Regions from separate parts of the Homo sapiens genome. Here region 2 is linked to region 1. A link is a loop called in an ENCODE intact Hi-C map of the cell type or tissue named here. Cell type or tissue: GM12878. All regions are shown on one strand. Each heading gives the region's core, and the rest is flanking DNA. Links, peaks and the distances in the headings are about the cores only.

Region 1 (16,318 bases), core at 4,548-12,547:
TACAAAGGGTTGTGATAAATGTTGTAATAAATGCACATCATCAATACTGTGGGAACTCAAAATAGGACCAGGTTTATTCAGATAGTTGTGAATATCTTAACTAAGGAGGTGACATTTTCTATGGGTTTTGGAGGATAAGCATTAATTTACCAGGTAAAGAAAATTCTGACCTTAGCAGTAAAGTCATGGACCATTCAGGGAATGGTAAATAAGTCATGCACCTGGAATTGTGGGAGATGAGCCTAGAAAAACAGTTATCCTAAAACAGTTATCCATTAAGGACCTTGTATTATCTATTTAATGAGGAACCATCAAAAGTTCTCATATAGAGGACTGAAGTGATCTTCTTTATTTTTTTTCCCATCCAGAATAGTTTACTTGGCACAAATGGACTAGTATATGACATGGAGAACAGTATTAGGCTTTAGTTAGCTTTTTGATTAAAATCTACTCATTGAATTCATATCTGTAATTAATACTGATAGTCACCAAGTATGTGGACTTTGAGAAGTCAAGAACTTGATTAGTATTTAGTCCATTTTCACACTGCTGATAAATGCATACCTGAGACATGGCAATTTACAAAAGAAAGAGGTTTAATTGGACTTACAGTTCCATGTGGCTGGGGAAGCCTCACAATCATGCTGGAAGGCAAGAAGGAGCAAGTCATGTCTTATGTGTATGGCAGCAGGCAAAGAGAGGAGCGCTTGTGCAGGAAAACTCCCACTTATAGTAACCAGCAGATCTCATGAGTCTTACCATTACAAGAACAGCACCAGAAAGACCTGCCCCCATGATTCAATTACCTACCACCAGGTCCCTCCCACAACACATGGGAATTCAAGATGAGATATGAGTGGGGACACAGCGAAACCATATCAGTTAGAATCTCAGTTTTACCACTTGCTAGCATTTATGCAAGTTATTTGATATTAGTAAGCCTACGTTTTCTCATCTCTCTCAATGAGGCTTATGAGTGGTTTATGGGCACTTTTGACCAAGGAGATGTAATGAGGTTGCTGTTAGATGGGGGAGACAGTCAAATGAGACTCTTGATTAGACATACTATTGTCTCAGTGTACTCTGAGTGCTGAGTGAAGACAGACCTTGAGACAGCCATAAAAAGATAGAAATTTAATCCATAAATGCAATTAGTTCAAAGTAGGTTTTTGTATGGCATGCTTAAAGATTTGGAGGCAGGAACTACTGAAAGTTTTTAAGCAGGAATCCATATGTTCCACTTTTCCCAAACAGCTCCTAATTATTTATGGTGTGCCCCTTTCACTCCTAATGGTAATTCAGTTTAGATAATAAATTATGTAATCAGTCACCTTCTGAAACAACAGTACAGCAAAAGAGATGGCTGTGGTTGAGCCATTTAGAATACAAGTAATAAGAAAAAAATAAAGGAACCACTCCACAAGTTTTGGGGTGGAAACAGAGAAGGAATAGTCTTTATAAAAGCCAAGAGAAGGCTGGGTGTGGTGGCTCACACCTGTAATCCCAGCACTTTGGGAGGCCAAGGCAGGCGGATCACGAGGTCAGGAGATCGGGACCATCTTGGTTAACACGGTGAAACCCTGTCACTACTAAATATACAAAAATTAGCTGGGTGTGGTGGCGGGTGCCTGTAGTCCCAGCTACTTGGGAGGCTGAGGCCGTGAGAACCTGGGAGGCAGAGCTTTCAGTGAGCCGAGATTGCGCCACTGCACTCCAGCCTGGGTGACAGAGCAAGACTCCGTCTCAAAAAAAAAAAAAAAAGCCAAGAGAAGATTGTTGTAATAGTATTAAGAAGATGGGATTTGTAAGATCAGCAAGGCCAGATACAGCAAGGCTATGGAGCATAAGCACACATTATTAGATTTATCAAGGCAGAGCTCATTGTCTGCTTTAGACAATGCAGTTCATTTGAGCAGTTGGATAGAAGCCAAATTGGGTTTTTGTTTTTTTGTTTTGTTTTATTTTTTGAGGATAAGGACAATGTCTTGTTTATTTTTCTCTCTCTAGTGCCTAACTGTGGTTGTGTCAGAGGTACTTGGTGCATTTTTGAAGATTTAATAATTAATTAATAGTTGGTGCAGGCCAGGCATGGTGGCTAACACCTGTAATCCCAGCACTTTGGGAGGCCGAGGTGGGCGGATCACCTGAGGCCAGGAGTTTTAGACCAGCCTGACCAACATGGAGAAACGCTGTCTCTACTAAAAATACAAAAAAAATTAGCCAGGCGTGGTGGCGCATGCCTGTAATCCCAGCTACTCTGGAGGCTGAGGCGGGAGAATTGCTTGAACCTGGGAGGCGGAGGTTGAGGTGAGCCGAGATCACGCCATTGCACTCCAGCCTGGGCAACAGGAGCAAAACTCCGTCTCAAAAAAAAAAAAAAAAAAAAAAGTTGGTGCAAAAGCTGAGATAGTGGCTATAGATACCACACTAAAAAATTTTAGTGATTAAAGAGAGATGGGAAGTATGATGTTTTTAGTTTGGTTAGCAGTTAGAAGGGAACAATCTCTGCATTTGAAATGTTAAGATGAACTCAGTGGGAAGAGAAATATTAAAGTTTCTGAAGAGGGAAGTAAGTTTGAAAGCTAAAGCCCTTGTTGCCTACAAAAGACCCTTTTGCAAAGTGGACCCTCCTGGTTCAGTTATCTCACCCTTTGGGATTCTGTGTGCCAGCTGAGCCAACTAATTCCTTTCATGTTAAACTAGTTTGAGTTCGATTTCTGTCCCTTATAACTAAACAAATACTTGAATTTGGATGAAGTATTCTGACTCTAATGCTCATGCTGTCTCCACTGTACCATATTTCTTCTCTAAGGCTAAAGGTATTATCTCCAAAATTTTGTCCCTCCCTAACTTGTGGGGGCTTTAGTGAACTATTTCTGTCCTCTCTAGAATCTTTGCTTTCTTTCCCTCCTATAGATCCCTCGCCACGTAGCTCGTGTAGGCCTCCCTTATCTTTGTGAAGCCTTAAACTTAATTCTGTGGGCCCCACTAAGTTGTGATAAAGCATGCATAGGGGTTTTGGTAGAAGATAACGTTAACACAGGTAGATTGGAGCTGGGTCTATGTTGAAAAAAATTTGGATTACTAATTTAAGTGGTTTGCCATTGATTTCTAGATCAGAGATGTTTAATAGAACTTTCTTCAGTGATGGAAATGTTCTATATCTACAGTGTTCAATACAGTAGCTGTTAGCCACATGCAGCTCCATAGAGCACTTGACATGTGGCTAGCATGACTGAGAAATCAAATTTTAAATTTAATTTTATGTATTTATCTATTTTTATAAGACAGAGTCTCACTCAGTCGCCCAGGCTGGAGTGCAGTGGTGTAATCTCGGCTCACTGCAACCTCTGCCTCCTGGGTTCAAGTGATTCTCCTGCCTCAGGCTCCCAAGTAGCTGGGATTACAGGGGCCTGCCACCATGCCCAGCTAATTTTTGTGTTTTTAGTAGAGAGGGGTTTCACCATGTTGGCCAGGCCAGTCTTGAACTCCTGACCTCAGGTGATCCACCCGCCACAGCCTCTCAAAGTGCTGGAATTACAAGCATAAGCCACTGCGCCTGGCTGATTTTATTTAATTTTAATCACCTTAAATTTAAATGGCCACATATGGCTAAGGCTACCATTTTGGATGGTATAGCTCTAGACATCAGAAGTTATATTTCTCATTTTGTTTTGTTTTTAAACTGGGAGAATGATATATGTTAGAAAAAAAATGGAAACAATGTGGGCATTTGGGTGGTGAGGATGAGGCAAGAAGAAAATCACTTTCTGTTCTTGATATTAATGCCTTTAACAAGGATGAGGAACCTAGGAGGATGAGTGGGTTTGGGAAGGTAGACAGGAAGTTCAATACTGAGTTGAGATTATGGGATATATAAACAGAGATGTCCAATAGGCATCTAAAGAAGAGTTTACAGCAGAACAGAAAAAGCCAGGGCTAGAAGTATAAATTTCTGTAGTCATCTTTGTAGAGGTGATAAAGCTATAGAATATAGGTCACATCCTCTAGAGTGGGAGTGTAGATCTTGAAGAAAAGAGCATTGAGCACAGAACTCAGAAAAATGTGCATATTGAAAGAGTCGAGCTAAGCGTAGTAGCTCACACTCGTAATCCCAGCACTTTGGAGGGAGGCAGGAGGATCACTTGAGCCTAGGAGTTCAGCCTGGGCAACATAGCAAAACCCTGTCTCTATAAAAAATACAAAAATTAGCCAGGCATGGTGGTGCACACCTGTGGTCCTGGCTGCTTGGGAGGCTGAAGTGGGAGGGATCACCTGAGCCCAGGAGATTGAGGCTACAGTGAGCTGTGATCACACCACTGCACATCAACTCCAGCCTGCATGAAAGAACAAAACCCTCTCTCTCTTAAAAAAAAAAGAGAGAGAGAGAGAAAGAAAAAAAGTGGAAAGAGGAAGAGCAGCAGGCAAACAGGAAATATGAAATATTTACTATGCAATGTTTTTAAGAAATTGGCACCTAACCATGCAAGTGATAGCAGAAAGTTTTTGCTTTAGGTGTAGTGCTTGTCAGGAAGATTCAATATTTTACTTGAAAATGTAAGTACAGGTACAATGTAACTAATTTCTACTGCTTCATTATATAGATCTGATAGATAGTTTTTATTTGGCCAATGCCTGCCATCATTACACTATTATAGTGTTATTTCTGCCTATAGAATCATAAATGTGTCTGTTAAATGGGCTTAATATTTGGGCAGATTGCCAATAAATGTCACAAACTCCAGTCCAAATAAATCAGTTTATAAACCTAGGAGAATGTCCAGCTACCTTTGGTGTTTTCCAGATAATCAGTAGTTGTAATTAATGATGTTTAAATGGATTTTCTACATAAGATTAAGGAGAAATTGTTTGACACAACCTATATAATCTGCATTTTTATCATCTGAGTGGGAAGTCTTATTACTTTCCCCACACTGTGTCATACACTTGCAGAAGAACATAAAAGGTAGTGATTATGCTACGTGCCAAGAAAGACATCAGAGCAGATTGAAGGGGTGTAGTATGAGTAAAGAATTTGAGACCAGAGAAAAGGCTCTGGAAAGGAAGGCAAGCATGGAGAAGGAAACTTGAAGGAATAGATTGGCTGAAGGTCAGATCTGTGGAGTAGACAGTAGGTAACAGGTCAATTTGTTGCCCAGCTCAGTGCCTGATACATAATAGGTGCTCAGTATTTATTGAAGGAAGGAATGGGAAAAGGAAAATTCATTCTGCAAGAACAGTAGAATCCTACTTTGGCCCCACCTTATTTTATTTGTCACTTGACCTCAGTTATCACATCTTTCTGACCTTGGGTTGCTGTTAGGTTTATTGTTAAAACATACACTAAATAGTTTATATTTTAACTTGTAATTGTTGTCTAGCTCTGGACAATTGGAGGGCCGGGGGGGTGCTCTCCTATTTAGAGAACACGGGAATACGCCGGGCGCGGTGGCTCACGCCTGTAATCCCAGCACTTTGGGAGGCCGAGGCGGGCGGATCACGAGGTCAGGAGATCGAGACCATCCCGGCTAAAACGGTGAAACCCTGTCTCTACTAAAAATACAAAAAATTAGCCGGGCGTAGTGGCGGGCGCCTGTAGTCCCAGCTACTTGGGAGGCTGAGGCAGGAGAATGGCGTGAACCCGGGAGGCGGAGCTTGCAGTGAGCCGAGATCGCGCCACTGCACTCCAGCCTGGGCGACAGAGCGAGACTCCGTCTCAAAAAAAAAAAAAAAAAAAGAGAACACGGGAATATACTTGAGTACTTGGATGTTTAATTTCCTTTTGTTTTAAGACTATAACAGAGTAGGTGTGACCATATCTAGCCCCTGAATATTCTGGCCTTGGGTGACACAGGTGAGCACTTCTAGCTGATCTGACAGGTTAAAGGTGTACACTTATTTTCTCTGTAAGAAGCGTCATCTGGTAAGATGATCAAGAATGGTGCAAAGCAGGATGGGGAGTTTAAAATTGTTTCCAAATGTGGGAATGTAAATGAATATAAACATGTAAGATTTTAATATACCAAACTGATCAGATTCTGTGTAATTTCCAAGTTTCTTTTTTCTTTCAAAACTCCTCTGAAATCTGACTGTCCACAAAAACTTACTTTATAGAATTTTATGTGATTTATTTACTCAGATATTATACTGACCTCACATCCAGTAGTGAAAACAGATTTTATTGTAGAATCTGGAAAGATAGAGGGCCATATAGGTTGTATTTTCAGTTTTGTTTATACTAACACGTGTTTACAACCCAGTTTAATTTACACCCTGTATTGTATTATTGTTGTCATATCTCTGTATGCATGTAAGTATAATATGTGTTGGCAAAGGAAAATTTTGAGTAAGAAGAAGCTCTCTGATCTATTTGATTCAATATGTATTTGAGTGTCTAACAGACACTGTTTTAGACACTGGTGATACAACACTGAACGGAGCACCAAATACTTTACAGCGTCTCCTGGAGCTGTTGTCAAGACATACTTTCCAAGGGGAATATTTCAGAATAGGTGATAACTAGTCAACGAAGGAAAAGTACCTTAGTCATCTAGGAGAGTTGTACTTAGAGTGAACTGAAATAAACTAAGCTCACGAAAGACAGAGATTTTTTGTTTGGCTTTTGTCTGTTGCATTCACTACTGTATCTCCAGGGCCCAAAATAGTGCTCGGCTCATAATAAGTATTCAGCAAATATATGTTGTTGATTGGAGTGTTTGTTTTGAATTTCTGTAATCAAACACATACCTTGGTAAATTATCTTTACATCTTGCTAGTTGAAAATTTTATCTCAGTTGCTTTGTTTTTAATGTTACCTTGCTTTTTGTTTCTACTTGTGCCATACATCAGGATGCTGGAAAAGCTTATTAATATTGACAGTCATATGGTTATCTGATATTGAAAAGAATAGATTTGGAAAGGAACCTAAGAGGTCATCTTTTGTTCAGCTTCCTGCCTAGGAAAACTAAGTAAGATGATTAGGTATGTATATTTAATTAGTCATTTAAAAAAAAACCAGGACAACATAATTGAGTTCCCTCTTGAGAAAATGGAGAAAGGTACTTAACCCTAGCTATAAAGGGACTAACCTGGAAATTTTAGAACTTCTGTGTGGGAAAGTGGAAAAAAAAAAAAAGCACAACTAAGCTGCTCTTTGTTGATATCAGAAATGGGCCTGTCATTCATTTTGGCATTGAAGCATAGCCTCCTATCTCGGGGCAGGACTGGGACATTTTTTTCCTCCCACAAGAGCTGGACAGTTATTACAGGTTCAAAAAGCCCCGACCAGTTTTTCAAGAGTTTCTCCTCCTCTTTTCCCCCTGAAACTCGTGGTGCTTTTGCTCTGCTTTCAAGATGCATTAAGTCTCCTGCTTTGTGACTGCTTTGGAGCCAGCAGATACTCTGATATGTATAATTCAAATTATGCAGGTTTCACGAGTAAGTTTAATCTTATTTTTTAAGTTAGTTAAAAGGCAAGTGATATTTAGAAAAATGTTAACTTGTAGTTATTTCACCCTTTTTACTTTAAGCATTTTTATTGCTTCTCGGCCTTTTGGCTAAGATCAAGTGTGTACTTTAAGCATTTTTTAAAATAAAAATATCCTTTTAATTTAATAAGAAAACAAGGTTCTACATAGAAAAGCCCCTTCATCTAAGACCTGCACTTTTCAATTTCTTTTGAGATGTCTTTGTTGTAAACAGTATTCATATGTCTTTTGAAAGCCAGTTAACTAAACAGTTTTCTTGAGCATCTTTTTAGTTTTACTGAGAAGTATTTTAAATTGAGCTTTTCTGAGCTCGATTGCTTACGTCTGACACAGTCTCAAGTTTCCACTGAATGGTAACAAAGACTGTAGAATGTTGTTGGTACTGCAGTGAGAGGCATGCTTCCTTAGACCAGGTAAGAGAGATCAGTTTGTTTCTCACTGCTGGGTGAGTTTTTACAGCTCTTATTTTATATTCTTTAAGCAGCAGCAATATTAAATTGATAAATAGCCAGGAGCACGCTGATTTCAAGACGTCCTTGCTTGTTGCAGACAGAAAAACTACAGGGTTATGTATGGGGGTTGGGGTGGGGGGGGAGGGGAAGAATTAGTTTATTACTCAGTTACTTATATAAATTAATTAAAATGTGAAAATAATTCTGGAGCTCAGTTTTCTTAATTCAGGAACTAAAGCAGCAGTTGAGGAAATCAGTAATTTTAAAGGTACTTCATGGTTATTACTTGTGAAAGCAATTCAAAGGATAGTTTTTACTTTCATTTTTTTCCCCAGTAGTTAATAAAATAAGCTTTGCCCTTAACTAAACATTTTTTCCACTTACGAAAACTTTTAAATTGCCAACAGCAAAATATACTTCCCAAGGATCCTTGGAAATCAACCTGACACTTGAAAAATATTTCAGCTTTTATAGCTGTTTCATTCCTTTTTTTCCCTAGTACATTTTTCTTAAAAGTATTTGTGCTTTGAAAATGTCAGCTGTATTCTAATGAAGCTTAGGCATTGTTTGCTCATAAAGGGGCCGGTGCATTCCACTGCTTTATGGTTTATTATGAGGCACAGTGTGAGAGTGTGGGTGGCACCATTTGGTGTCTGCCTCTTGGGGTAGTGACTGCCATTATGTTAGCCTTGGACTGGCAAAGAAAATATAGCATACAAGATGCTATATGAATCTGGATACTGTGAAGAAAATCTTACCCCTAAACAATTCTTAATGACCCCGGAATATATGACAACTTGATTGAATTGATCATTTCAATTATACCCTTGAAGTTTGCATTTTAGTTACAACGTATATTCTATTAGACACGTCTTATTTTTTGATATATAATAGCATTTAGTCATTCTTTGAAGTTCAATAAGGAAGTGAATGTTTCTAAACTATGATGTTTTTAATAGATACAGTGAAATTTTAAATAATACATTTACTTAAAAAAGTTTTAAGGAACTTAGTGTGGGTGGGGAGCGGGAGTGGGAGAGGGAGAGGGAGAGGGAGAGGAGGTCAGGCAGAGAGTCTTTCTTCTTTCAGTTAGGAAAGCCCTGGTGAAGAAAAAAAGCAACAGATGTTTCTTCTGTTACAATTGAGGTTGTTTCATTCAAAACTCAGAGTAGCTGGAATGGAGAGAGGAGGTCATAAATCTGATTTAATCAGTGAATAAATAAAATTTAGTCATTTAAAATTTATTATTTTATATTCAGGAATTGAAAGTCATAGAGTAACAAAATGAGTAACATACCCAATATTTAAAAAAAAACTTTAAATATTGCCTGTAGCCTGTATAATTAATGAAAATGTGAGAAAATTAATTCTGTTGAACTTCACTTAAGGAAAAAATTGATAATTAAATCATATAGACCATTTTTTTAAAGCCTAAGCCATCTAAAATATAGAGGAAACAGTTGCAAAAGTTTATCACTAGACAGTAGGTACAAAATCTCAAAATGAAAATAAAATGAGAAACATCAGTTACATATGTTGATAGATGATTTCATCTTCTGTGAGAAGCTGAGGCTTATTCCTAAGACCTTTGCATAAGAAATATGGGAGTAATATTTTGGGTTTAATTGAAATGATATGTTGCAGTTTGCCTCTAAAAAGAAAGATAATAAGCTTGGATTGGTTGCTAATGGAAAGAGGAGAATGTTTATCTGCTGAAAAGAGTAGGAATGAAGAGTGTGGAAGCATTATGCGTGTAATGAAAGCAGTCAAAATTTTGAAAAACAGTTTTTGAATTTTTGGAATTCATAATGAGGAAAGTGAAAACCTTTCCTTTTACAAGTAACACAAAGAAGTCCTATGCTGTTGTATAATGTGCGTGTATACACATTACAACTTTATTCATTTCTTAAGTTTGCTCTTGAAAAATCAGTGCTGAGCACCAGCTCTTTCACATATGAGGCACTTATTCAATATTTGCCATACCCTACACTGGAAAATTCGTAGTAATTTACAGTAGCCAATAAAGTTTTTGAGCTATAGTTTAAAATTTGCATATGGATTAATTATTATACAGTTTTCTAAATAATTGGCCTAAGGAGAGAGAAGGCTGGAAAAGATATCAACATTCAAGCAGATTATTAAAAATTCCTCTTGCTGTTAGCTAAGATCTGTGGGCTTACCTGAAGTTATTTTTTTGTTGTTTTTTTTTGTTGTTTTTTTGTTTTTTTGAGACGGAATCTCGCTGCAAGCTCTGCGTCCCAGGTTCACACCATTCACCTGCCTCAGCCTCCCCAGTAGCTGGGACTACAGGCGTCCACCACCACGCTCAGCTAATTTTTTGTATTTTTAGTAGAGATGGGGTTTCATCATGTTAGCCAGGATGGTCTCAATCTCCTGACCTCGTGATCTGCCCACCTCGGCCTGATGGTCTCGATCTCCCGACCTTGAGATCCGCCTACCTCGGCCTCCCAGAGTGCTGGGATTATGGGCGTGAGCCACTGCGCCGGCCAGAAGATTTTCTTTTCTTCAAATAATGATGACCAAATTTAGAGATTTTGAAGTTTGTTTGTTTTTTGAGATGGAGTTTCGCTCTTGTTGCCCAGGCTGGAGTGCAATGGTGTGATCTCGGCTCACTGCAACCTCTGCCTCCTGGGTTCAAGCGATTCTCCTTCCTCAGCCCCCCAAGTAGCTGGGATTACAGGCATGCGCCCACACGCCTGGCCTTTGAAGTTTATTGAATCATTATTTCAATTAAGATTCAGATTCTAAAACTTATCTATGTACATTTTGCTTATCTTAAGGAATAGCAACATGTAATGGTTGAGGTTTTTTCTCTCTAAAATAAGTAAAACAATTTACATGGACTTTAAAATGGATTTACAAACTATAGATTTGCCTAAAGAACTTTTTTTACAATTCTGATCAAAGAACAGAAATTTTGATGGAATAGACAGGCTTAAAAAAAAGTTGGTCACTCCACATGTAATACATAACTGTGACAGCATCATAGATTGTGATTATAAAAAATGTGTATCACTTACAATTATAAATGTAGACATGACAATAAGTTACTTAACAAGGAAAACAGTATCAGCAACAGCAACAAGGACATAGTTTGGACTCCTAGCCCTTCAAATTGAGAAATGAAGACCAAAATCAGTTGAATTATTTTAAGATGAATTCCCACTGCCTCTGTATGTGTAAATTATCTTGGAATTATTGAATGTGTGGTCAAATTATGGTTGAGAAGAGCACATTAGTTTTAGCATATATGGAGTATAGAACATAGAGAGTATAATTTTCTATATTATATTGTTGATTTATACTCTATGAGAAACCAAACCATTCAAGTTTGTTACCTGGAAATTGGTTGGGAGTGTCTGAAGGAAAAAACAAACAAAAACTTTCCTAATTCATCTGCCATTTAGAGGTAATTCCTTAATTGTCTTTAATTTCTAGTAAATACTTCCAGTCATAATCAATTTAAATATTAAATTAAATCTTTTTTTTTTTTTCTTTGAGACAGAGTCTCGCTGTTGTCGCCTGGGCTGGAGTGCAGTGGCACAATCTCAGCTCACTGTAACCTGTGCTTCCCGGGTTCAAGCAATTCTCCTGCCTCAGCCTCCCGAGTAGCTGAGATTACAGGCGCCCGCCACCAAACCCGGCTAATTTTTGTATTTTTAGTAGAAACGGGATTTCACCATGTTGGCCAGGCTGGTCTCGAACTCCTGACCTCAGGTGATCCTCTGGCCTCGACCTCCCAAAGTGCTGGGATTACAGGCATGAGCCATTGCACCCGGTCTTAAATTAAATATTTAAAATGTATACTGAAAGAAGACTTCAGGAGTACCTGAAGTTCTTGCTTTATGTATGAACTCTTTATCACAAAACTGAGGTCTTAGAGGAACCTGAGCCTTACCTATTTATTGTAACCCGATTCAGAATACCCAGAGAGGTCAATGATTTAGCCTTTTTTTTCTGCCTTATATATACATATGCAACTAGAAATAACAGCCACCTTGAAATTTCTCATCTCTGGAGTGGAGTAAGAGGGGAGATGTGCCTGATGCCTATATTTCTCTGAAGAGAAAACCTTTTACATTGTTGAGGAGCAGGTAGACCAGTATGAGTATGGTGCTTTGAGTATATTATGAATTAACTATGTTTTGTGAACTGATCCAGGAACCTGTCATGTAATTATGTTGTTTCTTTCTACCAAGTTTCAAGAAACCAATTTTCAAATGAATTTTTACATGGTAACTCTAAAGCTGGAGACTATCAACCGGGGACTTTGGTTTTGGCACTTTGCTCACTTGTAGTGAAAATTTGGCAACTCTTGGCAATTTCTCTGACAGAAAAATGAACAGACCACTAAGTGAGCACTTACTGTGTGCCAGGTAGACACAGTAGAACTTATTTATAAAAGTTCTCAAAAATCTTTTAATGGGCTGGGCATGGTGGCACATGCCTGTAATCCCAGCACCTGGAGAGGTAGGCAGATCACTTTAACTCAGGAGTTCAAGACCAGCCTGGGCACATGGCAAAATCCTGTCTCTACAAAAAATACAAAAATTAACTGGGCATGGTGGCACGCACCTGTGGTCCCAGCTACTCGGGAGAATGAGGTGGGAGGATCCCTTGAGCCCAGGTCAGGGCTGCAGTGAGTGGAGATCATGCCACTGCACTCCGGCCTAGGCAACAGAGCAAGACCCTGTCTCAAAAAAAATTTAAAAATCTTTAATGGATAAATTTTTAATACAAAGAGATTTTGTTGACATTGATGTCTAACTTTAAGATTTCTTGCATTTCACAATGTGATTTAAATGTAGCTTCAGTAATAGCCCTCAAGTAGAATATATTGTTGAGATTATAATATCAATAACTTACTGCAGTTTTGAGTGAGCTACTTAGTGCATGGTATTATAAAACAACGATCCCCTCTTTTATTTGCTAAGGAGAAGAACTGCTTTGGAACTCTTAATTCATGGGTGGTCCTTGGTCCCTTTGAATTTGTATCCTAAAGTTTTACGTTTATTTTAAGTACCCCCCAGCCAGGCGTGGTGGTTCACGCCTGTAATCCCAGCACATTGGGAGGCCGGGGCAGGTGGATCACTTGAGGTCAGGAGTTCGAGACCAGCCTGGACAACATGGCGAAACCCTGTCTCTACTAAAAATACAAGAAAAAAAAAAAGCCAGATGTGGTGGCACACGCCCATAATCCCAGCTACTCAGGAGGCTGAGACAGGAGATTCACTTGAACGCGGGAGGCGGAGGTTACGGTGAGCTGAGATCACGCCACTGCACTCCAGCCTAGGTGACACAACAAGACTCTATCTCAAATAAATAAAAAAACTTATTTTAAAAACCCAACTTTTTTTCTTTTTCTTTTCTTTTTCTTTTTTTTTTTTTTTTTTTTTGAGACGGAGGGAGTCTCACTGCGTTGCCAGGCTGGAGTGCAGTGACACGATCTTGGCTTACTGCAACCTCCGCCTCCCGGGTTCAAGCAATTCTCCTGCCTCAGCCTCCTGAGTAGCTGGGACTACGGGCGCATGCCACTGCGCCCGGCTAATTTTTGTATTTTTACTAGAGATGGGGTTTCACCACGTTGGCCAGGCTAGTCTCAAACTCCTGACTTCGTAATCCACCCGCCTTGGCCTCCCAAAGTGCTGGGATTCAGGCGTGAGCCACCTGTGCCCGGCCCAGGAACCCAGCTTTTTAATTCAAAGTCTGTCTGCAGTCATGGTCACCTCTTATAAATATTAGAAAAATATCTCACTTAACTGTAAATTTAAAAGGATTTATCTGTTACCCCTGTCTGGCTACCCTCTCGGACTGTGAGCTTCTTCATGAGAGTAATTTCCAGTGAAGTACTCTTGGGTATTTGAGTACTCATAAATTCTGATCCTTGTGGTTGCACTCAGCTGTCTTGATCAACTCTAGCCATTCAGTGGCTGTTGGTATGAGATAAAATGTGCTGCTTTCTGTGCTTTCTCTTTTACTAGGCCTGTAAACAGTGTCTGTGTGCCATCTGGTGGGTGTATTGACTGTTGTGATGGTGCTAACAGTGGTGATTGAAAATGGGCTAAACAGTGAAAAAATATAACACTTAAGAACAAGAAACAGAAGAAATAAGGGTCACTCAGACTCTTTTAAAATGAGAATAGAAATAAGTTCAGTGTACTAGAGTCCACTTGCATTTCGTTATTTCCTTAATTTGAACAAAGAGTCTTACCAGACCATAAGAATCATCTGAGGCACTTAAAAATACAAATTCTCCACCTAATTTTTGAATCTTTAGGTGTCCAGTGGAGCTCAGGAGTGTGTGTTTTGAATAAGAGACACCTCTCTTCCCTTTGTAGTGAATCTTGTGATCACTCATATTTGGGAAGAACTGCCGGGAAGGATTGGGAGGATCAAGTTGTTTGAGGACATACAGTAAACTTCCTCAATTATTAATCAGAAGATACATTTCAAAACTAGGAAATTTTAGTTGAGCAGGTGGAAGAAAAATGAGAAATTGAACAATTAAAAAGTTTCCTTGACTGAATATGCTAACAGAAAAAAGATTTCAAAAGGACATATTTTAACTAAAGATAAAGAAGCCAATGAAAAACCAGCAGTATCAAACCTACAGATGAGACAAATGTTTTTGGGTGAACACTTAAAAAATTATTGAAGGAGAAGGGCCCTGCAAGTGACCTTAGTGATTTCTAAGATCTTTTAGGTTTGATGAACTAAATGAAACCAATTATAATATTCCAGATACCAGAGCTTGAATTGAGGAGTTTGCTTAAGCAATGAGGAGATACTGTTTAAATCTTGCAATGTGGTAAGATGGAGAAGAAAAAATGTTTTTCTCCTTTCAAATTTAAGAATTTAGGGCATTCATGGTTCTAGATACAAGAAAAGGAGGGAGCTAGCTAATCGTTTTTAGAAAGTGTCCCCTAAGTGAAAATGTTCAACAAAGCCAAGAGAACAGGTTTGATCTTCTAGGGAAAGTATGTAGGAAAGACTGACATATAAGATTTATTCATTTAGAAATATGACCATAGAGCTATAAATACACTTAATATTATGGTCATTTCAAGGATCCTTTGGAAAGATTCTGGTTAGGTGATCCATTTGGGTGAATCCTGAAAGTTCTCTATGTTCTGGCAGCTGCAGAAACATTCAGGCTTTTCCTTCCGTGTATGTGATATGTAGGAATGTGCGTGTCAGATTTTCTGTCCTTATCTTTGCACAATGGGATGCCTGATCTCCATTTAGAACCAAATAGAAAGAGGAAGGTTCCAGAGGTCACTTTAACCATTATACTTTGGAGATATTATGAACTTTTTTATCTTCTCTTTGTCACCCATCCCAATTATAGTGATGTTGAGGTCATTCAGTTAAAAAGTTTTGTAATAGTGATTAACTTTGTATTTAATCTTAGTGACTTTTGGCGAACATGGTTCAGTACAAATGCATCAAAATAAAACATAACAGTGGTGTAATGTGCATGTGCAGGTAGGTAATACTAGTTAGTAAATAAAGTGAAAACTATTTTTTTTTTTTTGAGACAGGGTGTTGCTTTGTCACCCAGATGGGAGTGCAGTGGCATGAACACAGCTCACTGCAGCTTCGACTTCCTGGGTTCAGGAGATCCTCTTGCCTCAGCCTCCCATATAGCTGGGACCATAAGTGTGTGTCACTACACCTGGGTAATTTTATTATTTTTTTGTAGAGATGAGGCCTTACTATGTTGCCCAGGCTGGTCTTGAATTCCTGGACTCAAGCAATCCTCCTGCCTCAGCCTCCCAAAGTGCTGGAACTGTAGGCATGAGTCATCACACCTAGCCTGAAAACTTTTTTTTTTTTTTTAAAGAAAAAGGTATATGAGTATATTTAAACATAAAAATGAAGGAAGTCAGAGTAACTGCAAAGTTTGTTTTTATTTCATTTACATAGGTGATGCTGTTGACCTACAGAGCCTGAGTTACTTTCTTCTTTCTTTCTTTTCCCCCCCGAGACGGAGTCTTGCTCTGTTGCCCAGGCTGGAGTGCAATGGCACCATCTCGGCTCACCGCAACCTCCACTTCCCGAGTGCAAGCAATTCTCCTGCCTCAGCCACCCAAGCAGCTGGGATTATAGGCACACACCACCACTCCTGGCTAATTTTTTATATTTTTAGTAGAGGCAGGGTTTCACCATGTTGGTCAGGCTAGTCTTGAACTCCTGACCTCCTTATCCACCCACCTTGGCCTCCCAAAGTGCTGGGATTACAGACGTGAGCCACCGTCCCTGGCCCAAGAGTTATTTTTGAAATACAGGTGATAGATATCCCCTGAGTCATCCATATCCTTTCTCCCTAGTCTACTTTGTTTTCAGTGGCATATATTG
Region 2 (16,318 bases), core at 4,150-12,149, 66 kb after region 1:
TTGCAACAAGTACTGCTAACAAGTATTCATTAAGTGTATGATTTCATTTTTAATGACAGTTGCCACAGATCTGATGTTGTGTCTACTTGTTCACTCCAGCCCCTGCCCCCTACAAAGATATGATTTGTCTTTATTCATATTGTTAAAATGGGTTCAGTTTCTCTAGGGAAAATTGTTATCTCAGAATAGGGACCTGGAAAGTGAACGATATTTTATAGTCTACCTATGTTCATATTATTTTGTAACCAATGTTTTAAAGATAGAGAAGCAGAGGCGGATAGAACGGATAAAGCAGAAGCGGGCCCAGCTGCAAGAACTTCTCCTACAGGTAAAGATACCGAGATGTTTTCATTACCTTCCCTGTTTCTCCACTTGCTGCCTTTTGGAGTCAGTGTGTTTTCTAATTGTGGTGCCTCTGAGTGGTGTGTGGTGAGCCCACGCCAGGGCAGCCTCTCTCACCTCCTAGCTTGTTGCCATCCACGTGCTCTGCCTTAAGATGGTCCCATCTGTTGCCATCATCTCAGCTCCACAGTAGCTTCCCTGCCCTGTGTGTGACTTACGCCAGGCAGCAGTTCACTGTTGACACTCAGGCCTCTCTAAACATAAACTGTCAGGGGTCTTTTTGTGTTTGTTTATTTTAGCCCGAATTTGGAATATCCACTAGTGAAGCTAGTTAAATTTTAGGTGCTTCAAGTACAGTAATCAAATCTGCCTGTAATACTTAATTTTATCAGTAAATGACAGAATGGCATGAAATAGTTCAGTAAGATTTTTGTTGTTGTTGTTTTTTGAGACTGAGTCTCACTCTTTCGCCAGGCTGGAGTGCAGTGGTGCGATCTTGGCTCACTGTAACCTCTGCCTCCCGGGTTCAAGCCATTCTCTGCCTCAGCCTCCCAAGTAGCTGGGATTACAAGTACCCGCCACCATGCCTGGCTAGTTTTTTCGTATTTTTAGTAGAGACGGGGTTTCACCATCTTGGCCAGGCTGGTCTTGAACTCCTGACTTTGTGATCCACCCGCCTCAGCCTCCCAAAGTGCTGGGGTTACAGGCATGAGCCACCACACTGGGTCTGTTTCAGTAAGATTTATAGAAATACCAAAATTTAGGCCGGTTATATATATATATATCTCATATATATGAGATATATATATGTTATATATATATATATCTCATATATATGAGATATATATATATGTTATATATATATATCTCATATATATGAGATATATATATATGTTATATATATATCTCATATATATGGGATATATATGTTATATATATATCTCATATATATGAGATATATATATATGTTATATATATATATCTCATATATATGAGATATATATGTTATATATATATCTATATATGAGATATATGTTATATATATATCTATATATATGAGATATATGTTATATATATCTATATATATGAGATATATATGTGTTATATATATCTATATATATGAGATATATATGTGTTATATATATCTATATATATGAGATATATATGTGTTATATATATCTATATATATGAGATATATATGTTATATATATCTATATATATGAGATATATATGTGTTATATATATCTATATATGAGATATATATGTGTTATATATATCTATATATGAGATATATATGTTATATATATCTATATATGAGATATATATGTGTTATATATATCTATATATGAGATATATATGTGTTATATATATCTATATATGAGATATATATGTGTTATATATATCTATATATGAGATATATATGTGTTATATATATCTATATATGAGATATATATGTTATATATATCTATATATGAGATATATATGTTATATATATCTATATATATGAGATATATATATGTTATATATATCTATATATATGAGATATATATGTTATATATATCTATATATGAGATATATATATGTTATATATATATCTATATATGAGATATATATGTTATATATATCTATATATGAGATATATATGTTATATATATGATATATATGTTATATATATGAGATATATGTTATATATGAGATATATGTTATATATAGTTATATATTATATATATTATATGTTATATATAGTTATATATATTATATATTATATATATTGTTATATATTATATATAATTATATATAATATATAATATATAAATAATAATGTTTTGTTTGAAGAGAATATTGTGCAGCTTTAAAAAAAAAAAAAGCTGAAACTGACAGTTTATTCCTATGCTCCTGCCTGTAGAATTCTACCAAACACTCCTCCTTGAACTCCTGTGCTGCCATCTTCTTCCCCCCGGCAGCCTCTCTGTTGTCCCTGTCCCTGCACAGTTATCTGCAGTATCCCCTAAGAGCTCATGCCCCAAACCCTGTGCTGGGGCCCTCCTGGAATTTCTTCAAAACCATGGAACATTTTGGAGCTTAATTTTTTTGGCACGTTATTTTTAAAAACCTGTTTATCAGCATGCCAACAGTCATCTGCCTATCAGAAAGAATGGTGCTGGGCAAGATCACCCTCATGTGTGTAGGACTTTCCTGTCTCTAGATGCCTGATGCAAAGAATGAAACCATATTTTTTCCCTGCTTACCTCTGTACCATGAACATTGTTTTTTTATTTTTTAAAGTCTTGAACTTCTTTTCCTCTACTGTCTCTCAAACCAAATATTTGTAGAAGAGTTCCACCCAGGGGCAACATGGCTGTCAACATTCATAGAAACAGGTCTCTCTAAACATTAAAGTGAAACCCAAAGTATAACTGAAATCAACTTGTGGTCTTCTGGTAAACTTAAAACTTATTTCCAAAGGCCGGATGTGGTGGCTCACGCATGTAATCCCAGCACTTTGGGAGGCGGAGACGGGCAGATCACCTGAGTTCAGGAGTTCGAGACCAGCCTGACCAACATGGAGAAACCCCGTCTCTACTAAAAATACAAAAAATTAGCCAGGCATGGTGGCGCATGCCTGTAATCTCAGCTACTTGGGAGGCTAAGGCAGGATAATCTCTTGAACCTGGGAGGCAGAGGTTGCAGTGAGCTGAGATCGCCCCACTGCACCCTAGCCTGGGCAACAAGAGCGAAACTCTGTCTCAAAAAAAAAAAAAACAAAAAACTTATTTCCTCCTAGCATTTCAGTTTTTTTCCTTTCATCAAATAAATTAAGTTGTCATAGAAAGTAAATTAAGCAGCCAGGCACAGTGGCTTACTCCTGTCATCCCAGCACTTGGGGAGGCCGAGGTGGGCAGATCACGAGGTCAGGAGTTTGAGACCAGCCTGACAAACATGGTGAAACCCCGTCTCTACTAAAAATAAAAAAATTAGCCAGGCATGGTGGTGCACACCTGAAATCTCAGGTACTCAGGAGGCTGAGGCAAGAGATTCACTTGAACCCGGGAGGCGGAGGTTGCAGTGAGCCGAGATTGCACCACTGCACTCCAGCCTGGGCAACAGAGCAAGACTCTGTCTTTTTTTTTTTTTTTTTTTTAATAAGTAATCCATTTGCTGTGGCTAAGCTCACTTGATTTTTTTTTATAAGCTCATGTCACAACTCACTCATGTCACATGACACAGGTAACTATTACCTCCTTGCTACCACCTCTCTTTTATTTTTGGTAATGTAGAAGAATGGAGTGAGTAAAGCAAACCTGTAGATAATCCCAATATCCTACTTTTATCTCTATAATTGCCCTTTCCAGCCCTTAAACCTTTTCCATAATAAACGCATAGGAAAATGAATGAACACACTTAAAGCTGTTCAGCCTCTGGAATAGATGTTAATGAGTTTGAAAAAGAACAAAAGGCCAAAGGAAATCAATCAAAGGGCAACAAATAAGTCAGTTCAAAATAAGTGAATTATTTTTCCTTTTACTATCCAAAATAACATTATATGGTATATGAAATTTGTGACAGTGTTAAAAAAAACATTATTATGACCAGGTGCAGTGGCTCATGTCTGTAATCCCAGCACTTTGGGAGGCCGAGGTGGGCAGATCACAAGGTCAGGAGTTCGAGACCAGCCTGGCCAATATGGTAAAACCCCGCCTCTACTAAAAATGCAAAAATTAGCCAGGCATGGTGGCGGGTGCCTGTAGTCCCGGCTACTCGGGAGGCTGAAGCAGGAAAATCATTTGAACCTGGGAGGCGGAGGTTGCAGTGAGCTGAGATCGTGCCACTGTACTCCAGCCTGGGCAACAGAGTGAGACTCCGTCTCAAAAAAATAATAATAAATAATAATAATAAAAACATTATGTTTTTACTGCTCTCTTCACTTGAAAAACCATTGATACTATTAAATGTACACAGCATTAAATAGTGAATCACAAATACATAAGGGCCATTAGTTATCACTGCTTATATTCCCCCATATACCAGGGTCCTCTTGTGGCACTAGGGACAGACACCAAGTTAGGCAAAGTGTAGGAACAGCTCTTGAGATGTGTATTCTAGTAAAAGGGAAGAGAAGCTATGCAGGAGTATTTAAGCATGTAATTCTTTTTCTCAGTTCCACAGTTTAATCATAATTTTTCCTCATTATTAAAGGAATTAAGCAATGAATTCGTTTTTTAGCAACAGAAAATAATGAAATGTAACCTCAATAATGTTTGGTAATGATATTGATAGTGCTAGTTATTGATAGTGATTTTTGGACACACTTAGGTCTACAATAAATTGGTGTTCATTATTTTTTGTGCTTTTCAAAGAGTAAATCTTCCCCTTTTGGGGAGATAGCACTCAGCCATTTTAAGATAATAGTAATCTTTTCTTTTCTTTTCTTTTTTCCTTTCCTTTCCTTTCCTTTCCTTTCCTTCCCCTTTCCTTCCCCTTCCCCTTCCCCTTCCCCTCCCCCTTCCCCTTCCCCTCCCTTCTCTTCCCTTCTTTTCTTTCCTTTTTTTCTTTTCTTTTTCTTCTTGAGAAAGGGCTCTGTTGCCCAGGTTGGAATGTAGTGGCACAGTCATAGCTCACTGCATCCTCCAACTCCTAGGCTCAAGAGAACTTCCCACTTCGGCCTCCCAAAGTGCTGAGATTACAGGTGTGAGCTACCATGCCTGGCCAATAATAGTAATCTTACTGAAACTTTAGTTAAGGTCCAGAACCTGAAATAAACAATACTGATCATAAGATTGCTAAAATGTAAAAAATAAATTTATCACTACTGGGTGACAAGATTATAACAAGCTAATGAAGGGGAATGAATGGCTCTGACTTGAGGAACTTTTAAAACGTTATCTGTTTCTTGAGCAGATGAAAAACTTGAACTGCATACAGTCTTTCTAGCTGTGAAATTCTATCGTACATTTACCTTATTAAAAAAAGGGAGATCACTTGTTTGTTTGTTGGTTGGTTTTTCTCAGACAGAGTTTTGCTCTTGTTGCCCAGGCTGGAGTGCAGTGGTGCAATCTCGGCTTACTGCAGCCTCCGTCTAAAAGGGAGATCACTTTCTTTGGCTTTTGAGTAATGGTTATAACTAAAAGTAGCGGCAAGATCCAGTAAAAAAATTTAGGCCTTGATGTATCTTATAATTAGTGCTGAGCCTCAGTTACCTCATCTGGAAATGTCTGGTTGGGGAAGGCTGGGGCTGGATTCCAAACTGTGCCCAGAGGCTGCTGAGAAGTTCTGTGGAGGTGCCTTAGAAACCATGTGGCTGTGCTTGAGGGCAGAGATGGCAGAGCTTAGGACCTGGCCTCACTGCAGCCAGCCTCAACAGCACCACTTCCATCTGTTTTACATGAGTTTTTTTTTGTTTTGTTTTGAGACAGGGTCTCATTCTGTCACCCAGGCTGGAATGGAGTGGTATGATCTCTGCTCACAGCAAATTCTGCCTCCTGGATTCAAACAATCCTCCCACCTCAGCCTCCTGGGTAGCTGGGACTATAGGCACATACCACCATGCCCAGCTAGTTTTTGTATTTTTTGTAGAGATAGGGTTTTGCCATGTTGCCCAGGTTGGCCTTAAACTCCTGGACTCAAGCAATCAACCTGCTTTGGCCTCCCAAAGTGTTGGGATTACAGGCGTGAGCCACTGTGCCCAGCCTCCCTCGAGATTTTATTTGAAGAAACAATTTTGTGCCTTTAAAATGTTTGCATATCCCTGGGCTACACATCCTAAAGTTTGGGGGCATATTTGACCCCAAACTGTCAGGAGTCTATGTTAGATAAATGGTATCACCCTTGCTGTGTCATTTGCTGAAGAGTTCCAGGTGCCTACTGGTTCTTTCCCAGATTGTGAGGTCCTGTTTCTATGGATGATGGAAAAATGTATTTATTGAGTTGGATCATTCTTTCTTAAATGTTTAATTTTTTAAATTAATTCATTAGTGCAGGCGGGATGTCTCTTTAAACTCTAATTTTAAACTATATTTAAAGGTATTATCTTAATTCTTTTAAATTCCAACTCACTTATGCACAATTGACCATATTGTTTTTATTGATCATTACAGCAAATCGCTTTCAAAAACCTGGTACAGAGAAATCGACAAAATGAGCAGCAAAACCAGGGCCCGCCGGCTCTGAACTCTACCATTCAGCTGCCATTCATAATCATCAATACAAGCAGAAAAACAGTCATAGATTGCAGCATCTCCAGTGACAAGTGAGTGGAGAACTAGGGATGGGTGCAGGGCTGGCCTTCTGTTAACATTTTCATATCATTTGCAAACTCAAGAAGGATGCACTTTATTAGTTGCACCCCTCAAAGGCTGGCTTCCTTGGGGCACATGAAACACCTCCTGAACCATGGGTGCAATCTTCCACTAGTGTGCGCTCCAACCCTCACCCTCTGTGGTCCCCTGTCTTGTGCCAGGCACTGTGCTGTCTGTATTATATGTGTGTGGCAGTGTCTGGGCCCAACCTATGACGTGCTGCATGTATGTGGTAACTCTGAGCAAGTAACTGTGATAAGTTAGCCCAGCACTGTGGGTCTGGGACAAGGTAGATTCATTGGTGATTCACCGTCATAGTTTATTACGGAAATATTTTAGGTCAACATGTGGCATTAAACCAATTATTTCTTTGTTTTGCTATATCATAGTTATGCATGCTTCTGTTTATTAATGAATGTATGAATAGACATGAAAATGCCTGGCACATTCTTTGCTTCCTTTAAATTGTGTTTTTACATTTTAACTAAGATCAATGATAATATTCATTATGGCAAATAAGAAGTAGCACTTTTCAAAATATAGAATTAATTTGTGATGTATTTTACCATTCATGAAAAAGTTTCTCTCAGTGGTCTTCAGGCTGTGACCAGTACCATAAAAGAGTTAAGAGTATATATAGGGTGCAGAGTGAGACGGATCCATGTACCGCTTATGGCTCCCCCACTTCGCTGCTGCAAAGCTCTGTTTTCTCAAGAACAAATAGGAATGATACTGGGTCCCCTATGACTTCCCAGCCTTGTGAGGATTAAATGAGTTAATGTCTATAATGACTTGAGGTAAGTGTTTTTTAAATGTTAGCTGCTGTTACAAAAGGTCAGCCTATAGTTTATTGTTCAAATAGGGATTTATTAATGCAAAAGAAGACTCTATAATAATTGCGTCAGTACCACAGGCATACCCCAGAACTGTCCCAGGGATACCAGAACTTCCTGTCTCCTAGGGCCCTGACATTGCCCTTGGGCTTCACTGCTACTTGTTTTCCCACTCTTCTTCCTGGCGCTCTTGCGCCCCCTGCCGGTCTCTGTTGTGTCCAGAGATTCCGGGCCACTCCACTAAGAAGGCACACACACAAAAGAAGAGTTAGCCAGGCGTGGTGGTTCACACCTGTAATCCCAGCACTCTGGGAGGCCGGAGGCTAGTGGATCACCTGAGATCAGGAGTTCGAGACCAGCCTGGCCAACATAGTGAAACCCTGTCTCTACTAAAAATACAAAAATTAGCCAGGCTTGGTGGCGCACGCCTGTAGTCCCAGCTACTAGGGAGGCCAAGGCAGGAGAAACGCTTGAACCTGGGAGGCAGGGGTTGCAGTGAACCGAGATTGTGCCACTACACTCCAGCCTGGACGACAGAGCAAGACTCTGTCTCGAAAAAAGAAAAAAGAAAAAAACAGCAGGAATTTCAAAACTATTTGATAATTGAGACTATAGACACAAAAAGAAATAGTAGAGGTTATGAAGTAAACCAGAACCAATAAATTTTTTTTTAAGAGTGGATTCTTGGCCGGGCGTGTTGGCTCATGCCTGTAATCCCAGCACTTTGGGAGGCCAAGGCAGGCAGATCACCTGTGGTCAAGAGTTTGAGACCAGCCTGACCAACATGGTGAAACCCTGTGGCTACTAAAAATACAAAAATTAGCGTGATGATGCACACCTGTAATCCCAGCTACTCGGGAGGCTGAGGCAGGAGAATCACTTGAACCCAGGAGGCAGAGGTTGCAGTGACCCAAGATTGTACCATTGCACTCCAGCCTGGGCAGCAAGAGCAAAACTCCGTCCCCCCCAAAAAAAGAGTGGATTCTCACTGTTCTCACTGTTGCCCAGGTTGGAGTGCAGTGGCTATTTACAGGCACGATTATAGCTCACTGCAGCCTCAAACTCCTGGGCTCAAGCGGTCCCCCTGCCTCAGCCTTCCTAGTAGCCAGGACTGCAGGTGCACACTTCCTTGGCCAACTAAAGCTGATCCATTTTTTAATCTTCTAAGTTTCTTAACCTCTCTGAGATCATGTTCCTTTCTCCACAAAAATAAGAATTATAGTATTTACCTTGCCAGTTTCAAAAAGTTATGGGTAAATTAATATACAACCCAGCCCAGTGGTCAGTAAGTGGTAGATATCTGAATTATTTTCCACACACTTGCAAATTCTTTATAAATATATGTCAAAGAGGACCATTAACATAGTCTCAGAAAACTGAGAATTCAGGCCGGGCACGGTGGCTCACACCTGTAATCCCAGCACTTTGGGAGGCCAAGGTGGGTGGATCATAAGGTCAGGAGTTCGAGACCAACCTGACCAACATGGTAAAACCCCCATTTCTACTAAAAATACAAAAATTAGCCAGGCATGGTGGCACGCGCCTGTACTCCCAGCTACTCAGGAGGCTGAGGCAGGAGAATCACTTGAACCCAGGAGGTGAAGTTTGCATTGAGCCGAGATCGTGCCACTGCACTCCAGCCTGGGCGACAGAGCAAGACTCTGTCTCAAAAAAAAAAAAAAAAAAAAAAAACAACAAAAAACTGAGAATTCTGGAAAATGGTTAGCATCTTTTCAGATAAAAAACACAAAACTTAGCATTCTAGTTACTCTCTCAAATTAGTCTCTTGTTTTGTATGGAGAATTATAAAACTATCTTAGGTTAGTCTCTTAAGTCTAAAAAGAATGATGGGAAAATCTGGGAATCATTGGCCTAGGGTATTGTGGACACTGTTCCCCCAGGCTGGAATCTGGTGAGGCTTCCATCTCTTGGGTGGTCCCTGACTCATGCCCTTTCCTTGGCCTTCCTTTGAGTGGAGGGAAGGAGGCTCTGAGTAGCTTGTACAAGCTTGTTATCCGACGTAGGTCCAAAAACCCTTTCAGTTACTTTGGTGATGCAGTCTTTCCCCATAATTAGCCAAGAGGCTTTCCACAATGAGGATTACATTTACAAAACGATCTGCTTTTAACAGATGCCTGAAATCATCCCTGTGGCAGGCACCCACTTCAGATTTTTTTTTTTAAGTTGTTATTGTACTTTAATCAAATTCATATACTTTAGATTACTTAAATTGGTATTTTGCTTCAAATTATAATTTTTGCTTCTAAGATAATCTGTTATTCAAATTATCTTAGATAGGGTATAAAGTTTTACCCTCACATGATTTTAATAGAATTTCATGACCAGGTGAAACCTACCATTGTCCCCAAACCCTGTCCCTGCAGGGCTGAGGCCCATGATGAAGGTGCTCCAGGCCTAGCCTAGGAGTCGGAAGGACTGTGTCTTCCTTCTTTTGCCTCTTGATTAACGTGTGTTGGGCTGCTGGGAAGCTGGGAATCCAATTTGGGTACTTTCCAAACATATTTGGAAACGTGCTTGTATTACATGTGACATTTTTTCTTAAAACATTTTACTCCTTAGCCTCTCAGGACAGGATTTGGGGTTGTTTTCACTTGTTGAAAGTCTTCTATTTATTGCTTATCTGAAGTAGGCTGTAGCTAACATTTGACTCATGAAAATGAAGTAAGCATTCAAAATGTTTTTTTCCTCAAAGCTAACAGGCCAACTCGGAATAGGGATATCGTAATATTAAAGTAGAAAGGCTTTTCTTTTGTGGCAAAGCTGTAGGCAACTTTGAGAAGTACTGGATTTAGAATAAAATTTCTATCCTCTGTTTGTAACAGAGTTAGGGCTAAAGTTTGTGGGTTTCTATCATCTGTCAGAGGAATGTTGTTTTAATTGGGAAAGTGTTTTATTTGAGATGTCATTCCCCTGACAGAGCAGAATGACTCATGGCTCTCTAAATGGTAGCAATTTCTAGCACTATAGCTGGATTTAGGCCCCCATTCTGTTACTTAAACTATAGAATACAAAACTATTCAGACCTCTCCAGCACCACCAAAAACCCTTTACTTTGTTTCCTGATGCAGGTTTGAGTATCTTTTCAATTTTGACAACACCTTTGAGATCCATGATGACATAGAAGTACTAAAGCGGATGGGAATGTCGTTTGGCCTGGAGTCAGGCAAATGCTCTCTGGAGGATCTGAAACTTGCGAAATCCCTGGTGCCAAAGGCTTTAGAAGGTTATATCACAGGTATGTTAACTGATGCTTTCATGTGTTGTCCCTGATTAAATGTTGAATCCAAACTTGTTAAAACCTTTCTTATAGAAAATTGCAAAATTTTAGAACATCTGTGCTTGTGTCGACAAACTGAAACCTTTAACACTTTAGGACCATTTTTTCAAAAATTAGATTAAATAGTTTGTTTCATAACATTATGAACTTACATCTATACACCACACATTATATACTATTACATCTAAATTGGCTCACTCAGCACTGAATTTGGCTCTTCAGAGAGATCTTGTAATTCCCAGTACCTAGCTTAGAGCCTAGTTAGAGTAAGCTAGTAAAAGCTCAATGAGGGAGTTTTAAAAAATCTTCTCTTAGTGCCCTGTGGATACTTCAAGGGAAACTTTGGGCAATTTACAAAAGAAAGTAGGTACATCCTGGCCGGGCGCTGCAGCTCACACCTGTAATCCCAGCACTTTGGGAAGCCAAGACGGGTGGATCACCTGAGGTCGGGAGTTCGAGACCAGCCTGGCCAACATGGTGAAACCCTGTCTCTACTAAAAAAATACAAAAAATTAGCCGGGCGTGATGGCACATATCTGTAATCCCAGCTACTCAGGAGGCTGAGGCAGGAGAATCACTTGAACCTGGGAGGTGGAGGTTGCAATGAGCTGAGATCGCCATTGCACTCTAGCCTGGGCAAGAAGAGTGAAACTCTGTCTCAAAAAAAAAAAAAAAAAAAAAAAAGTAGGTACATCCTACTTCCCTCTAATGGAAAATTTAGTATATCTATTATCTGCCCATACATAAAAACATTTGATTAATTGAATTCAGAGAGGAGGAGTGGACTGAAAGTTTAAATGTCAGGGGAAAAAAGGGCAGAACGGGGTAAACCTGGATTCACATTTGTGTACGCTGCTCCTCTTTACAGTAAAACTTCTCAAGTTGACCATATTTACTGTTCCTTCTTCCTCTTTCCCCAGTCTTAAATTGTTCTTATTAAATACTGAGTAGATACAAAGGTTGTTTACGTCTGTAGACTCTGAAGGGTCACAGTACAGTAGACCCCCATGAATCCAGCACCCAGCTGAGGAAAGCACATTACTGTTCCAGTCCACTGCATGCCCCTGCCCCAGGCTCTGTGCCCTTTCCCACCCCTCAAATATAACCATTCTCTTACATTTCATTGTCATTCACTTGCATTTCTTTAGAGATAAACCAAAATGGTAAACTGGAAATAATGTATTATTTAGTTTTGCCTACTTCTGGCCTCTATATAAGTGAAGTCATAGTAATATACTCTTTGGTGATTTGATTTTTTTTCACTCGATATTATGTTCTTTAGAGTCATCCATGTGATTTAATATAGATATAATTCATACATTCTTACTCCTGTGTAAAATTCCATTATATGAATACATCACAGCTTATCTGTTTATTTTACTGAAAATAAACTGTTTGTTTCCGATTGCTTGATGTTAAAATACAGTGCTGCTTTGAACATTCCTATACATGTATCCCAGTGACCACATGCAAACGTACAGATTGAACTTGTTAGGTCAGAGTTGGGTACATCTTCAGCTTTACTAGATGATACCAAAAATTTTCAATTTGATTTTACCAAATTACACGTTCCCCAGCAGAGTAGAAGTGTTCTATTTTCCTAATCAGGTGGGTCTGAAATGATACCATTGTAGCTTTTCTAAATTGAGATTGAATTCACATGCCATAAAATACACCATTTAAAAATGTCAGTTCAGTGATGTTTTGGTATATTCACAAGGTTGCTAATCATCACCACTATCTGATTCCAGAATATTTTAATTTAAAAACCCAAAAAGAAACCCAAACCCATTAACAGTCTCTATTCCCCCATTCTCCCTCAGCCCCTGGCAACCACTAATCTACTTTGTGTCACTATGGATTTGCCTATTCTAGAAAGACGCTTTATGTGAATGGAACCCTACAGCATGGGGCATTTTGTGGATAGCTTCTTTCACTTAGTGTAGTGTTTCAAGGTTCGTTCATGTTGTAGCACCATCAGTATTTCATTCCTCTTTATTGCCAAATACTATTCCATTGTATGGATGGACCACATTTTGTTTATCCATTCATCAGTTGGTAGATATTTGGACTGTTTCCACTTTTTGGCTATCTCGAATGATGCTGCTGTTAACATTCTTATAAAAGTTTATGTGTAAACATATGTTTTTATCTCTAAAAACATATACCTACGAGTGAAATTGCTGGGTCATATGGTAACTCTGTGTTTAACATTTTAAGGAAATACCAAACTGTTTTCCAAAGCTCCTGTACCATTTACAGTCCAACCAGTGGATAAGTGTTCCAATTTCTCCACATCCTTACTTACTTATTTAGAGACGGAGTCTCACTCTGTCGCCCAAGCTGGAGTGCGGTGACGTAATTTGGCTCACTGCAACCTCCACCTCCCAGGTTCAAGTGATTCTCCTGCCTCAGCCTCCTGAGTAGCTGGGATTACAGGCACCTTGCCGCTATGCCCGGTTAGTTTTGGTATTTTTAGTAGAGACAGGATTTCACCATGTTGGCCAGGCTGATCTGGAACTCTTGGCCTGAATTCACCTGCCTCAGCCTCCCAAAGTGTTGGGATTATACATGTGAGCCACCGTGCCTGCCCTCCATATCCTTTTCTACACTTGTCACTATACATCTTTTGAATTATAGCCATCCTCACAGAAGTGAAGTGATATCTCGCTGTGATTTTTGTGGGGGGGGTGGGGCAGGGTGGTGGTGGAGGGGAGAGAGTCTTGCTCTCCAGGCTGGAGTGCAGTGGCGCAATCTCTGCTCACTGCAGCCTCGAACTCATGGGCTCAAACGATCCACCCACCTCAGCCTCCTGAGTAGCTGGGACCACAGATGTGTGCCACCATGCCCGGTTAAATCTTTTTTTTTTTTTTGATATGTTTGGTAGAGATGGGGTTTTGCCATGTTGTCCAGGCTAGTCTCAAAGTTCTGAGCTCAAGCGATCCACCTGCCTTGGCTCCCACTGTGATTTTGATTTGCATTTCCATAATGACTTCTGATGTTGAGCATCTTTTCATGTGTTTATTGACTATTTGTATGTCTTCCTCAGAAATATGTCTATTCACATTGACTTTTTTTTTGAGATGGAGTCTCTCTCTGTTACCCAGGCTGGAGTGCAATGGTGCAGTCTCAGCTCACTGCAAGCTCCACCTCCCGGGTTCAGGCGATTCTCCTGTCTCAGCCTCCCAAGTAGCTGGAATTACAGGCGCCCACCACCACGCCCAGCTAATTTTTGTATTTTTAGTAGAGACAGGGTTTCACCACGTTGGCCAGGCTGGTCTCGAACTCCTGACCTCAGGTGATCCACCCGCTTCGGCCTCCCACAGTCCATCCTTTGCTCATTTTTAAGTAGAGTTACTTGTCTTTTTATAGAGTTGTAAAGTTATACTGAGTATACTTGAAAACAGAAGCACTATGTTTTACATGTCCTATAATTAAGATTTTTTTCACTAATTTAGAAATCTTCCTGATTTTCCTAATTCCTGAAAATATTACATATTTTGTAGATACAATTTGACTATATAGGTTGGGTGCGGTGGCTTACGCCTGTGATCCCAGCACTTTGGGAGGCTGAGGCAGGCATATCACTTGAGGTTAGGAGTTCAAGACCAGGCTGACCAACATGGCAAAACCCCATCTCTACTAAAAATACAAAAATTAGCCAGGCATGGTGACACATGCCTGTAATTCCAGTTATTTGAGAGGCTGGGGCAGGAAAATCACTTGAACCTGGGAGGCAGAGGTTGCAGTGAACGGAGATTGCACCACTGCACTCCAGCCTGGGCAACAGAGCGAGACTCTGTCTTTTAAAAAAAGAAATGAATATATAAGCAGTGTTTTTGCCTTTGCTTTCTTTTGTTTATTTTATTTGTAAGTATAACCATCTAGAATTTCACATCGCTTTTTAAAGGCATTTTAATACTAGGTCTAAGATACATTAAATCCAATGTAAGCAAAAAGGTAGCTTTAATTTTGTTTTATTCTATGATTTGGTCCTTTGCTCACAACAGAAGAGTTTGTTGGCTGAGATTTGGTTTCTGTTTTAGTTCTTCGGTTGGCACCATTCATCCCCTGCAAGGGCCCCCCGCCTCTCCTTGCCCCTCAGCCCACCTGTTCCGTCTCCCCACCCAGCTTTCCTCTCTCCACGCTCTCCAGCCTGGGTCCTGCTGTGTCATTGGAAGGCCAGCAGAATCTGAATAAAGGGCTTACTCAATAAATCACCAGAACTTTATTTTAGCTTACTCCCAGTGAAAAGGCTCAGGGCGATTAGGCAGGCTCTGTGGTTTTGATCTCTTCGTGACCTCATTTGCAGACTGGGATACAGACTTTCTGGTTAGTTCAAAGGAAGAAACATGTGCCTCTCGTGTGTAAAGGGGCAGAATGGCCTGGGTGGGAGTGTGAGAACCATTGTGTGGATCCTGTGATAATAGGAAAGAAATGTAGGCTTTTCCAATTCATTGTAAAAAGAGAATGTAATGTGTTATGCTCACAAACAAGTAAATAGCTGTGTTCTGACAGAAGGTTTCTATAGTTCTATATACTAATTAATATTCAGCACAAGATTCTGGCTTTAATTTTATTTTCTTGTACAGACTTGTCGTTATTTAATGTATTTAAAGTCTGCTATTCTTCTTAGACTTGAAGTCTCTTTTTTTTCCCAGCTGTCTCAAAGAAAAAGGTTCATAAGACGGTTCTAAAATTAGCATAGTCATTTAGTTTACTTTTTTCCTACGTGGGAATGGCCTCTTGTTTGGATACCAGAGTTTCCAATCTAAATCATATAGTTTCATTTTTTTGTATAGTAATTGCAAAAAGATTTTGATTCAATTAAATCATAGCTCATTTTGGCAGATTACATTTTCTGAGTATGTGTTTGGGCTTATAGAATTTCTTTTTAGGAATTACTTTTAATGTATCTACCACTTATTTTGTAAAGTGGCAGCTGACAGAGACTATACTCATTCATTCAGTAACTTTTTTGTTTTTTTGTTTTTTTTTGTTTTTTTTGAGACAGTCACTCAGGCTGGAGTGCAGTGGCACGATCTCAGCTCACTGCAACCTCCGCCTCCTGGGTTCAAGTGATTCTCCTGCCTCAGTCTCTCTAGTAGCTGGGATTACAGGCATGTATCACCATGCCTGGCTAATTTTTGTATTTTTAATAGAGATGGGGCTTTGCTATATTTGCCAGGCTGGTCTCGAACTCCTGAGCTCAATCTGCCCGCCTTGGCCTCCCAAAGTGCTGGGATTACAGGCATGAGCCACCGCGCCCCGCCACATTTAGATCTTACATGTTCCAGTTACTGCCTTCTTTGAGCTAACACTGTAGATGGGAAGATAAAAAGTATTAAACCAGTAAAATTACAATAAGAATTGATCAGTGTTGTCATAGGATAAATGTGGTATATGTATAGAAAAGAAGATGGCAAGGAGATATCCAAAATATTTTCTTTTCTTTTTTTCTTTTATTTTTTGAGATGGAGTTTCGCTCTTGTTGCCCAGGCTGGAGTGCAGTGGTGCAATCTCAGCTCACTGCAACCTCCGCCTCCCGG

Evidence for each region. Hi-C counts contacts between places; a loop is a spot of excess contacts. Peaks named below come from ENCODE experiments on the same cell type or tissue, not always from the same donor. Only the 100,000 strongest peaks of a DNase experiment are listed, where the experiment ranks them.
Region 2: a loop joins it to region 1, with 2.1 times the contacts of the local background. A loop is called at or near these places in 3 of 110 quality-filtered maps.

What each region holds. Positions count from the first base shown.
Region 1 is chr3:142,020,161-142,036,478 of GRCh38, reverse strand. The region is part of intron 3 of TFDP2 (transcription factor Dp-2); the gene reads left to right. Among named protein-coding and RNA genes, the nearest start is that of TFDP2, 120 kb to the left of the region's middle. RefSeq lists enhancers at 7,146-7,195, 7,602-8,103, 14,008-14,067 and silencers at 8,490-8,539, 13,758-14,052. In GM12878, for the core only: no CTCF peak of the experiment used is centred there; DNase peaks (open chromatin) are centred at 7,268, 7,848 and 8,550; H3K4me3 peaks cover 2,382 bases; H3K27ac peaks cover 1,991 bases.
Region 2 is chr3:141,954,083-141,970,400 of GRCh38, reverse strand. TFDP2 (transcription factor Dp-2) reads left to right here. Exons shown (of 13, transcript NM_001178139.2): 9 at 260-328; 10 at 6,438-6,589; 11 at 10,561-10,727. Among named protein-coding and RNA genes, the nearest start is that of ATP1B3, 86 kb to the right of the region's middle. In GM12878, for the core only: a CTCF peak has its summit at 7,677 (motif pointing left); a DNase peak (open chromatin) is centred at 7,640.